Regions from separate parts of the Homo sapiens genome. Here region 2 is linked to region 1. The links are chromatin contacts, found by Hi-C or POLR2A ChIA-PET in ENCODE. All regions are on one chromosome and are shown on one strand. Each heading gives the region's core, a stretch centred on a gene start or an enhancer-like site at or near the end of the contact. The rest is flanking DNA. Distances are from core to core; before and after follow the strand shown. Region 1 holds the start of AK6 (adenylate kinase 6). Region 2 overlaps MAST4 (microtubule associated serine/threonine kinase family member 4).

Region 1 (3,877 bases), core at 1,378-3,877:
GAATTACAGGTGCCCACCACCATACCCAGCTAATTTTTGTATTTTCAGTAGAGACCGGGTTTCACCATATTGGCCAGGCTGGTCTCAAACTCCTAACCTCAGGTGATCTGCCAGCCTCGGCCTCCTAAAGTGCTGGGATTACAGGCGTGAGCCACCATGCCTGGCCATATGTAAATTAGCATGTACTACGATCTAATAAAAATTTTCCAAAGCTAACTGAATGTCAGAATATTACCCAGTGTATTGATTCTCCAGGGGTGGGGCTCAGCAGATTCTGACGCCAATTCAAACTGCCTGCTGCTACCGGGGAACTGCTGAGAATAAAATTAGCCATCTCGTGCTGGGCGCAGTGGCTCATGCCTGTAATCACCGCACTTTGGGAGGCCGAGGCGGGCAGATCACAAGGTCAGGAGATTGAGACAATCCTGGCCAACATAGTGAAACTACATCTCTATTAAAATACAAAAATTAGCCGGGCGTGGTGGCGCGTGCCTGTAATCCCAGCTACTCAGGAGGCTGAGGCAGGAGAATCCCTTGAACCAGGTAGTTGTAGGATGCAGTGAGCCAAGATCGCGCCACAGCACTCCAGCCTGGCGACAGAGACTCCATCTCAAAAAAAAAAAAAAAAAAATTAGCCACCTCGAATCAATTACAATAATTTATTTACCTTTTTCTTTTTTTAAAGACAAGATATCTCTTTGTTACCTAGGCTGGAGTGCAGTGGAACTTGGCTCACTAGAGCCTTTACCTCCTGGGCTCAAGCAATCCTCCCATCTCAGCCTGTCCGGTAGCTAGGACCACAGGTATGCACCACCATGCCCTGGTTAATTTTTGTAGAGACGGGGTTTGGCTATGTTGCTTAGGCTAAGCTCAAACTCCTGAGCTCAAGCGATCTCCCCACCTCCACCTCCCAAAGTGCTGGGATTTACAGGCATGAGCCACCCACCTGGCCTATTTGCTTTAACTTATAAAGATTTAAAAACTGTTCATGGCCACGTGTGGTGGCTCGCGCGTGTAATCCCAGCAATTTGGGAGGAGAAGGCGGGAGGATCGCTTAAGCGCAGGAGTTCGAGACCAGCCTGGCCAACATAATGAGACTCTGTCTCAAACAAAAACAAAAACAAGAACAAAAACAAAACTGTTCATGTTAAAATTAAGCAGTCTGAAAATTACCTCTACTGACCCCTTGCGCCCTTCCCTAGAGATAACCACTGTAAACCAGTTTCCTTTCCCAAAGAAACCCTATTTATGTTTGCATGTAAATGTACATATATGTACATACTCTTTGTTATATAAATACAACACATATTCCCTTTTACATAAATGACAATACTATATACATTGTTCTTTACCTTCCCCTTCTGATACCTATTAAAATTACATTTCAAGATCATCAAATTCATAATTTTCAGCTATTCAGATTTAACATCCCTGAAATTAAACTTAAGCATAAAGATAACAGGGATAATCCAGTTCCCATACCCAGGAGAATAACGGTCACCTCAAGTCCACTATAATACACCAAGTCTGAACCCTGGACTCAACATGTTTTCAATAAAATGTTCACTTTAAAGTTTTGACAATGACTTAATAACCAGGGCACTATGTTTGATCCATGCAAAAAGATGTAAAATCTTCCGCTTAAGGAATCTAAAATTCTAAACGTTATTTGTGGGGTGGTTAATCTGCACCTCTCAGAAACAGACATGTCTTGTGCGCTGCCAACAATTTTACCTTTGGGTGAATGATGTAACTTTACTGTTCCCACAAAGAGTCTTAATTTTTCTGTACCTTGCAATAAAATCTACATGCATTAGATTTTTCCACGAATGGCCTACAATTTGATAAACACTTTCAGGACTAAACGGCTAGCAAAAATATTCGTTAAAGTCGTTATGCAGCATTTTAATTCCCTTCACTGATAACATGCACCCTGAGTATGGCTTCAAAGACCCACTCCTACGCGAGAAACGACCCGAAATGCTCTATATGCCTTCCTTTTAAGGGGCGGGGGGATCCTTTGATGTAACTCAACAAAAGCATACAGCAATTTCGTCACGTCACAAACATCTGAACTCGTTTACCGAAATCTAATCTGAGGCGTTTATCAGAAGCAAAGAAAAAATAAAATACGGCCCACGGAGGCCTAAGGAGTGAGGCATCCACCATTAATGACTCTACCGGGAAGCAGATATGGCCTTACGTTATTTCGCTAAAAATCCCAAGGCCAACCCTGCCAAAGAATCAACAACCCATTTTACAAACGAAATACCAGATTCAGAAAGACTAAGCAGGTTGCCAAGCTGGAGAGCTGGATCTGCCGACCTCTCTCCACCCCCCCCCGCCCCCCCCCGGAGCCTCAGGCCAACGGAATTAACGTTCCGCGTCCCCTCCCTCGCCTCCCGCAACGCCCGCGAGGGTCGGCTCCCGGGGCGCTGACAACCGCCTCGTGGCCCTCGGCCGGCCTCTGAAGAGGGCAGTGAGGGGCCCCCACCTGGGCGCCCGATGCCCAGAGCACTCTGCGCCCCCAGCCTGCCCCAGCCCAGTCCCTCCCGGCCGCGCGCCCTGACCGGTGAGCAGGATGTTCGGAAGCAACATGGTCCCCGCCGCGACGGCTTCGGGCGCCTCGCTCACGTGCCCTTTGCTCTACAGGGAGGAGCCGGAAGGGGCGGGCGGCAGCAAAAGCCCACGGCCCCAAAGGCCCCGAAGCCCACCGCGGCGCCCCTAGCCTGCCCCGGCGGCCCAGCCGCGGCCCACTGGTTACCTGGCTTTCGATGACACATTTCCGTCGCAAAGTTGGAGGGTGGGCATAACTCGGGTCGGTACTTCGGGTCAGGCAGTGCGCTGGATGCCTAAGTCACACACTCCTTCGGTGGTCCCCGCCCTTCGCTTGCGCCGACCAGTCTGGAAGGTCCCCGGGAGGCCGTACCTCCGAGAGGCTCGGCGTTGAGCCCGGGTAGGGCCAGGTGGCTGCCCTTTCACCTAGGGTAGTCCCTGGTCGCCTCCGCTCTTCGCCTAAAAGGGGATGCAGCTCCGGGAAAGTAAGGCCGCCGCGGTTGCGGCTATATTATGTATATGTCTTAGAGACGTGAGTCTATCTCTGCCTTCAAGCTTTCCTGGGCTCTCGTCGCTCCTCCTCCCGACCCGCCCATCCCATCTGGGGATGAGAAGATTGAGGGTGCAGAGCCCTGTCCTGCAGCGGGGATTTGCGAGCTCAACCCGGCACCCCACTGATTACAGGATTACGTTGGACGAATATTTGAGCTTAGTATTCCCTGTTCACTGTGTGGGGTGGTGGTGGGTCGGCTAGGAATAGTCTTGAAGGTCTACCTCTGACATCTCATTTCAGTAACCTCGCATCTTCAGGGACAGTTATCTGCTTTTTAAAGGAGGTAATTGTCAATCTTGTTTTCAAGAGTGAATAGAGACCTGACCGTGACAACAGTCTGCACCTTTTTTTGTTTGTTTGTTTGTTTTTGTTTTGTTTTGAGACGGAGTCTCACTCTTGTCGCCCAGGCTGGAGTGCAACCTCCGCCTCCTGGGTTCAAGTGATTCTCCTGCCTTAGCCTCCAGAGTAGCTGGGATTACAGGCGCCCACCACCACGCCCGGCTAATTTTTGCATTTTTAATAGAGACGGGGTTTCACCATGTTTTGGCCAGGCTGGTCTCAAACTCCTGACCTCAGATGATCCGCCCGCCTCGTCCTCCCACGGTGCTGGGATTACAGGCATGAGCCACCGCGTCCGGCCCCTGGTCTGCATCTTTTATTTCGAGCTACAAACTATATTTACTCAAATAGGTGTTTTTTTTCCACCTGTATACCTTTTGAAACGTCACAGTCTCTAATCGTGAACGATTTGGGGCGGAGGGCTGAACA
Region 2 (5,026 bases), core at 1,633-4,132, 2.2 Mb before region 1:
CATCCGGCCCAGCACTCTCCACGGTCTTGCACCCAAACTCGGCGGGCAGCGGTACCGGTCCGGAAGGCGAAAGTCCGCCGGCAACATCCCACTGTCCCCGCTGGCCCGGACGCCCTCTCCAACCCCGCAACCCACCTCCCCGCAGCGGTCACCATCCCCTCTTCTGGGACACTCACTGGGCAATTCCAAGATCGCGCAAGCCTTTCCCAGCAAGATGCACTCCCCGCCCACCATCGTCAGACACATCGTGAGGCCCAAGAGTGCGGAGCCCCCCAGGTCCCCGCTGCTCAAGCGCGTGCAGTCCGAGGAGAAGCTGTCGCCCTCTTACGGCAGTGACAAGAAGCACCTGTGCTCCCGCAAGCACAGCCTGGAGGTGACCCAAGAGGAGGTGCAGCGGGAGCAGTCCCAGCGGGAGGCGCCGCTGCAGAGCCTGGATGAGAACGTGTGCGACGTGCCGCCGCTCAGCCGCGCCCGGCCAGTGGAGCAAGGCTGCCTGAAACGCCCAGTCTCCCGGAAGGTGGGCCGCCAGGAGTCTGTGGACGACCTGGACCGCGACAAGCTGAAGGCCAAGGTGGTGGTGAAGAAAGCAGACGGCTTCCCAGAGAAACAGGAATCCCACCAGAAATCCCATGGACCCGGGAGTGATTTGGAAAACTTTGCTCTGTTTAAGCTGGAAGAGAGAGAGAAGAAAGTCTATCCGAAGGCTGTGGAAAGGTCAAGTACTTTTGAAAACAAAGCGTCTATGCAGGAGGCGCCACCGCTGGGCAGCCTGCTGAAGGATGCTCTTCACAAGCAGGCCAGCGTGCGCGCCAGCGAGGGTGCGATGTCGGATGGCCGGGTGCCTGCGGAGCACCGCCAGGGTGGCGGGGACTTCAGACGGGCCCCCGCTCCTGGCACCCTCCAGGATGGTCTCTGCCACTCCCTCGACAGGGGCATCTCTGGGAAGGGGGAAGGCACGGAGAAGTCCTCCCAGGCCAAGGAGCTTCTCCGATGTGAAAAGTTAGACAGCAAGCTGGCCAACATCGATTACCTCCGAAAGAAAATGTCACTTGAGGACAAAGAGGACAACCTCTGCCCTGTGCTGAAGCCCAAGATGACAGCTGGCTCCCACGAATGCCTGCCAGGGAACCCAGTCCGACCCACGGGTGGGCAGCAGGAGCCCCCGCCGGCTTCTGAGAGCCGAGCTTTTGTCAGCAGCACCCATGCAGCTCAGATGAGTGCCGTCTCTTTTGTTCCCCTCAAGGCCTTAACAGGCCGGGTGGACAGTGGAACGGAGAAGCCTGGCTTGGTTGCTCCTGAGTCCCCTGTTAGGAAGAGCCCCTCCGAGTATAAGCTGGAAGGTAGGTCTGTCTCATGCCTGAAGCCGATCGAGGGCACTCTGGACATTGCTCTCCTGTCCGGACCTCAGGCCTCCAAGACAGAACTGCCTTCCCCAGAGTCTGCACAGAGCCCCAGCCCAAGTGGTGACGTGAGGGCCTCTGTGCCACCAGTTCTCCCCAGCAGCAGTGGGAAAAAGAACGATACCACCAGTGCAAGAGAGCTTTCTCCTTCCAGCTTAAAGATGAATAAATCCTACCTGCTGGAGCCTTGGTTCCTGCCCCCCAGCCGAGGTCTCCAGAATTCACCAGCAGTTTCCCTGCCTGACCCAGAGTTCAAGAGGGACAGGAAAGGTCCCCATCCTACTGCCAGGAGCCCTGGAACAGTCATGGAAAGCAATCCCCAACAGAGAGAGGGCAGCTCCCCTAAACACCAAGACCACACCACTGACCCCAAGCTTCTGACCTGCCTGGGGCAGAACCTCCACAGCCCTGACCTGGCCAGGCCACGCTGCCCGCTCCCACCTGAAGCTTCCCCCTCAAGGGAGAAGCCAGGCCTGAGGGAATCGTCTGAAAGAGGCCCTCCCACAGCCAGAAGCGAGCGCTCTGCTGCGAGGGCTGACACATGCAGAGAGCCCTCCATGGAACTGTGCTTTCCAGAAACTGCGAAAACCAGTGACAACTCCAAAAATCTCCTCTCTGTGGGAAGGACCCACCCAGATTTCTATACACAGACCCAGGCCATGGAGAAAGCATGGGCGCCGGGTGGGAAAACGAACCACAAAGATGGCCCAGGTGAGGCGAGGCCCCCGCCCAGAGACAACTCCTCTCTGCACTCAGCTGGAATTCCCTGTGAGAAGGAGCTGGGCAAGGTGAGGCGTGGCGTGGAACCCAAGCCCGAAGCGCTTCTTGCCAGGCGGTCTCTGCAGCCACCTGGAATTGAGAGTGAGAAGAGTGAAAAGCTCTCCAGTTTCCCATCTTTGCAGAAAGATGGTGCCAAGGAACCTGAAAGGAAGGAGCAGCCTCTACAAAGGCATCCCAGCAGCATCCCTCCGCCCCCTCTGACGGCCAAAGACCTGTCCAGCCCGGCTGCCAGGCAGCATTGCAGTTCCCCAAGCCACGCTTCTGGCAGAGAGCCGGGGGCCAAGCCCAGCACTGCAGAGCCCAGCTCGAGCCCCCAGGACCCTCCCAAGCCTGTTGCTGCGCACAGTGAAAGCAGCAGCCACAAGCCCCGGCCTGGCCCTGACCCGGGCCCTCCAAAGACTAAGCACCCCGACCGGTCCCTCTCCTCTCAGAAACCAAGTGTCGGGGCCACAAAGGGCAAAGAGCCTGCCACTCAGTCCCTCGGTGGCTCTAGCAGAGAGGGGAAGGGCCACAGTAAGAGTGGGCCGGATGTGTTTCCTGCTACCCCAGGCTCCCAGAACAAAGCCAGCGATGGGATTGGCCAGGGAGAAGGTGGGCCCTCTGTCCCACTGCACACTGACAGGGCTCCTCTAGACGCCAAGCCACAACCCACCAGTGGTGGGCGGCCCCTGGAGGTGCTGGAGAAGCCTGTGCATTTGCCAAGGCCGGGACACCCAGGGCCTAGTGAGCCAGCGGACCAGAAACTGTCCGCTGTTGGTGAAAAGCAAACCCTGTCTCCAAAGCACCCCAAACCATCCACTGTGAAAGATTGCCCCACCCTGTGCAAACAGACAGACAACAGACAGACAGACAAAAGCCCGAGTCAGCCGGCCGCCAACACCGACAGAAGGGCGGAAGGGAAGAAATGCACTGAAGCACTTTATGCTCCAGCAGAGGGCGACAAGCTCGAGGCCGGCCTTTCCTTTGTGCATAGCGAGAACCGGTTGAAAGGCGCGGAGCGGCCAGCCGCGGGGGTGGGGAAGGGCTTCCCTGAGGCCAGAGGGAAAGGGCCCGGTCCCCAGAAGCCACCGACGGAGGCAGACAAGCCCAATGGCATGAAACGGTCCCCCTCAGCCACTGGGCAGAGTTCTTTCCGATCCACGGCCCTCCCGGAAAAGTCTCTGAGCTGCTCCTCCAGCTTCCCTGAAACCAGGGCCGGAGTTAGAGAGGCCTCTGCAGCCAGCAGCGACACCTCTTCTGCCAAGGCCGCCGGGGGCATGCTGGAGCTTCCAGCCCCCAGCAACAGGGACCATAGGAAGGCTCAGCCTGCCGGGGAGGGCCGAACCCACATGACAAAGAGTGACTCCCTGCCCTCCTTCCGGGTCTCCACCCTGCCTCTGGAGTCACACCACCCCGACCCAAACACCATGGGCGGGGCCAGCCACCGGGACAGGGCTCTCTCGGTGACTGCCACCGTAGGGGAAACCAAAGGGAAGGACCCTGCCCCAGCCCAGCCTCCCCCAGCTAGGAAACAGAACGTGGGCAGAGACGTGACCAAGCCATCCCCAGCCCCAAACACTGACCGCCCCATCTCTCTTTCTAATGAGAAGGACTTTGTGGTACGGCAGAGGCGGGGGAAAGAGAGTTTGCGTAGCAGCCCTCACAAAAAGGCCTTGTAACGGGGAGGGCCCAGGGGCAGGACTGTGGAGACCCGTCCTGAACGGGCGACTGTGTCTTGACTACCTTTCAAAACCAGCACTGTGTGGGAATGTCCGCCAGGCAGAGCTCGGAGCCTCATTGAGACAGGGGAGAGAGAAAGACAAAGAGGGGACCTTCTTCCAGATGCCTTCCCAGTTGTAACCGGTAAAACTGTTACCAGATAGTGTTTGTACAAAAAAAAAAAAAAAAAAAAAAAAAAAAATTACCTTTACAGTTGAGGGTTGTTGAGGAAAATGATTTTCTTTGTAAATATATAGCATCGTGTTTGGTTTGGGATGTAGAGTCTATACCTGGCTGCTGATTGCGTCGTTTACTACAGCTTTTTTTAAATAAGATTTTTGCTTTACCATTTATCATAATGTAGTAATGAAGCAAAATGGTCAAAACTGGGTGTGTGTGAACAGAGATACACCCATATTCGTGTATATACACATCCACCTACATGTTTTGGTCTGTGGTTTAAGAGACTATTTCAAGGTTCCATTTTTATAAGCTAAAACATTCTAAGTTAAGATGGAAGAAAGCCCTAAACACAGTAGATTCTGAGTTTTTATGTGTATTTTAACCAGAGTTTCTGATAGTACTGTATCTGGCTACCTATATTTCCAGATCTAAAGCAAGAACTACTCTAAGTACTGCATTTGGAATCCTCCTCCATTAGGAATGGCCAGGACAAGTGGAGCTAGCCATTTTCATTACACGGCCATCCCAATGGACACTGGATCCCTGGTCCAACTGTCTAAAAGGCCAGTTGTTCCTTTCTGTGGATGTGGATGTCTGGCCTTCACCTGAGGTAGAGCGGGGACTATAAACACACATCAACTTTCTTTCTGTTTGCTTTCTTTTCCTTCTTTTCAAACTCTTAAACTCAGGCCTTTATGCTGTGAGTGACTAGTCCAAGAAGCACACATTTTGTAGTAGTCCTGCACCAGCCCTGCTCTTGAATAAAAAGGAAAATTACTGGCTGCACCCAAATCTTCTAGTACTTGAGTAATAAGCATCAGGCATTGGAAGAGGTTTTAAATTTGCTTTTTTGAGGAAAAGAACTGGGGGTGGATTTTGGCATCGTAGCATATCGATTAAAGAATAATCAGGACATCAGATACATTTTAATACATAGCTGGGGCCTTATGTTGTAGATGAAGCTT

What was found. Hi-C counts contacts between places; a loop is a spot of excess contacts on that map. ChIA-PET counts read pairs that join two places held with the same protein, here RNA polymerase II (POLR2A). Pooled maps may share reads with other maps.
Region 2: a loop to region 1 is called in a map of CD8-positive, alpha-beta T cell, with 11 times the contacts of the local background. The contact joins the enhancer-like site here to the promoter of AK6 in region 1. A Hi-C loop is called at or near these places in 1 of 168 maps with a recorded cell type or tissue (CD8-positive, alpha-beta T cell) and 3 of 50 pooled maps. POLR2A ChIA-PET finds 5 or more read pairs at or near these places in 1 of 52 experiments (OCI-LY7).

Annotation. Positions count from the first base shown.
Region 1 is chr5:69,366,893-69,370,769 of GRCh38, forward strand. It overlaps AK6 (adenylate kinase 6), which reads right to left and starts at 2,628. Exons shown (of 5, transcript NM_016283.5): 1 at 2,571-2,628. The coding sequence starts at 2,598. TAF9 (TATA-box binding protein associated factor 9) reads right to left here and starts at 2,628. Exons shown (of 3, transcript NM_003187.5): 1 at 2,571-2,628. RAD17 (RAD17 checkpoint clamp loader component) reads left to right here and starts at 2,926. Exons shown (of 19, transcript NM_133338.3): 1 at 2,926-3,041. RefSeq lists an enhancer at 3,180-3,729.
Region 2 is chr5:67,163,214-67,168,239 of GRCh38, forward strand. It overlaps MAST4 (microtubule associated serine/threonine kinase family member 4), which reads left to right. Exons shown (of 29, transcript NM_001164664.2): 29 at 1-5,026. The coding sequence ends at 3,838. Among named protein-coding and RNA genes, the nearest start is that of CD180, 31 kb to the right of the region's middle. RefSeq lists a silencer at 3,098-3,147 and an enhancer at 3,588-4,093. Within about 2 kb of position 2,883, at least 35 of the 41 ENCODE cell types and tissues checked have a DNase peak (open chromatin) inside an H3K27ac peak, as active enhancers do; they include CD8-positive, alpha-beta T cell and OCI-LY7, where a contact is called at or near this core.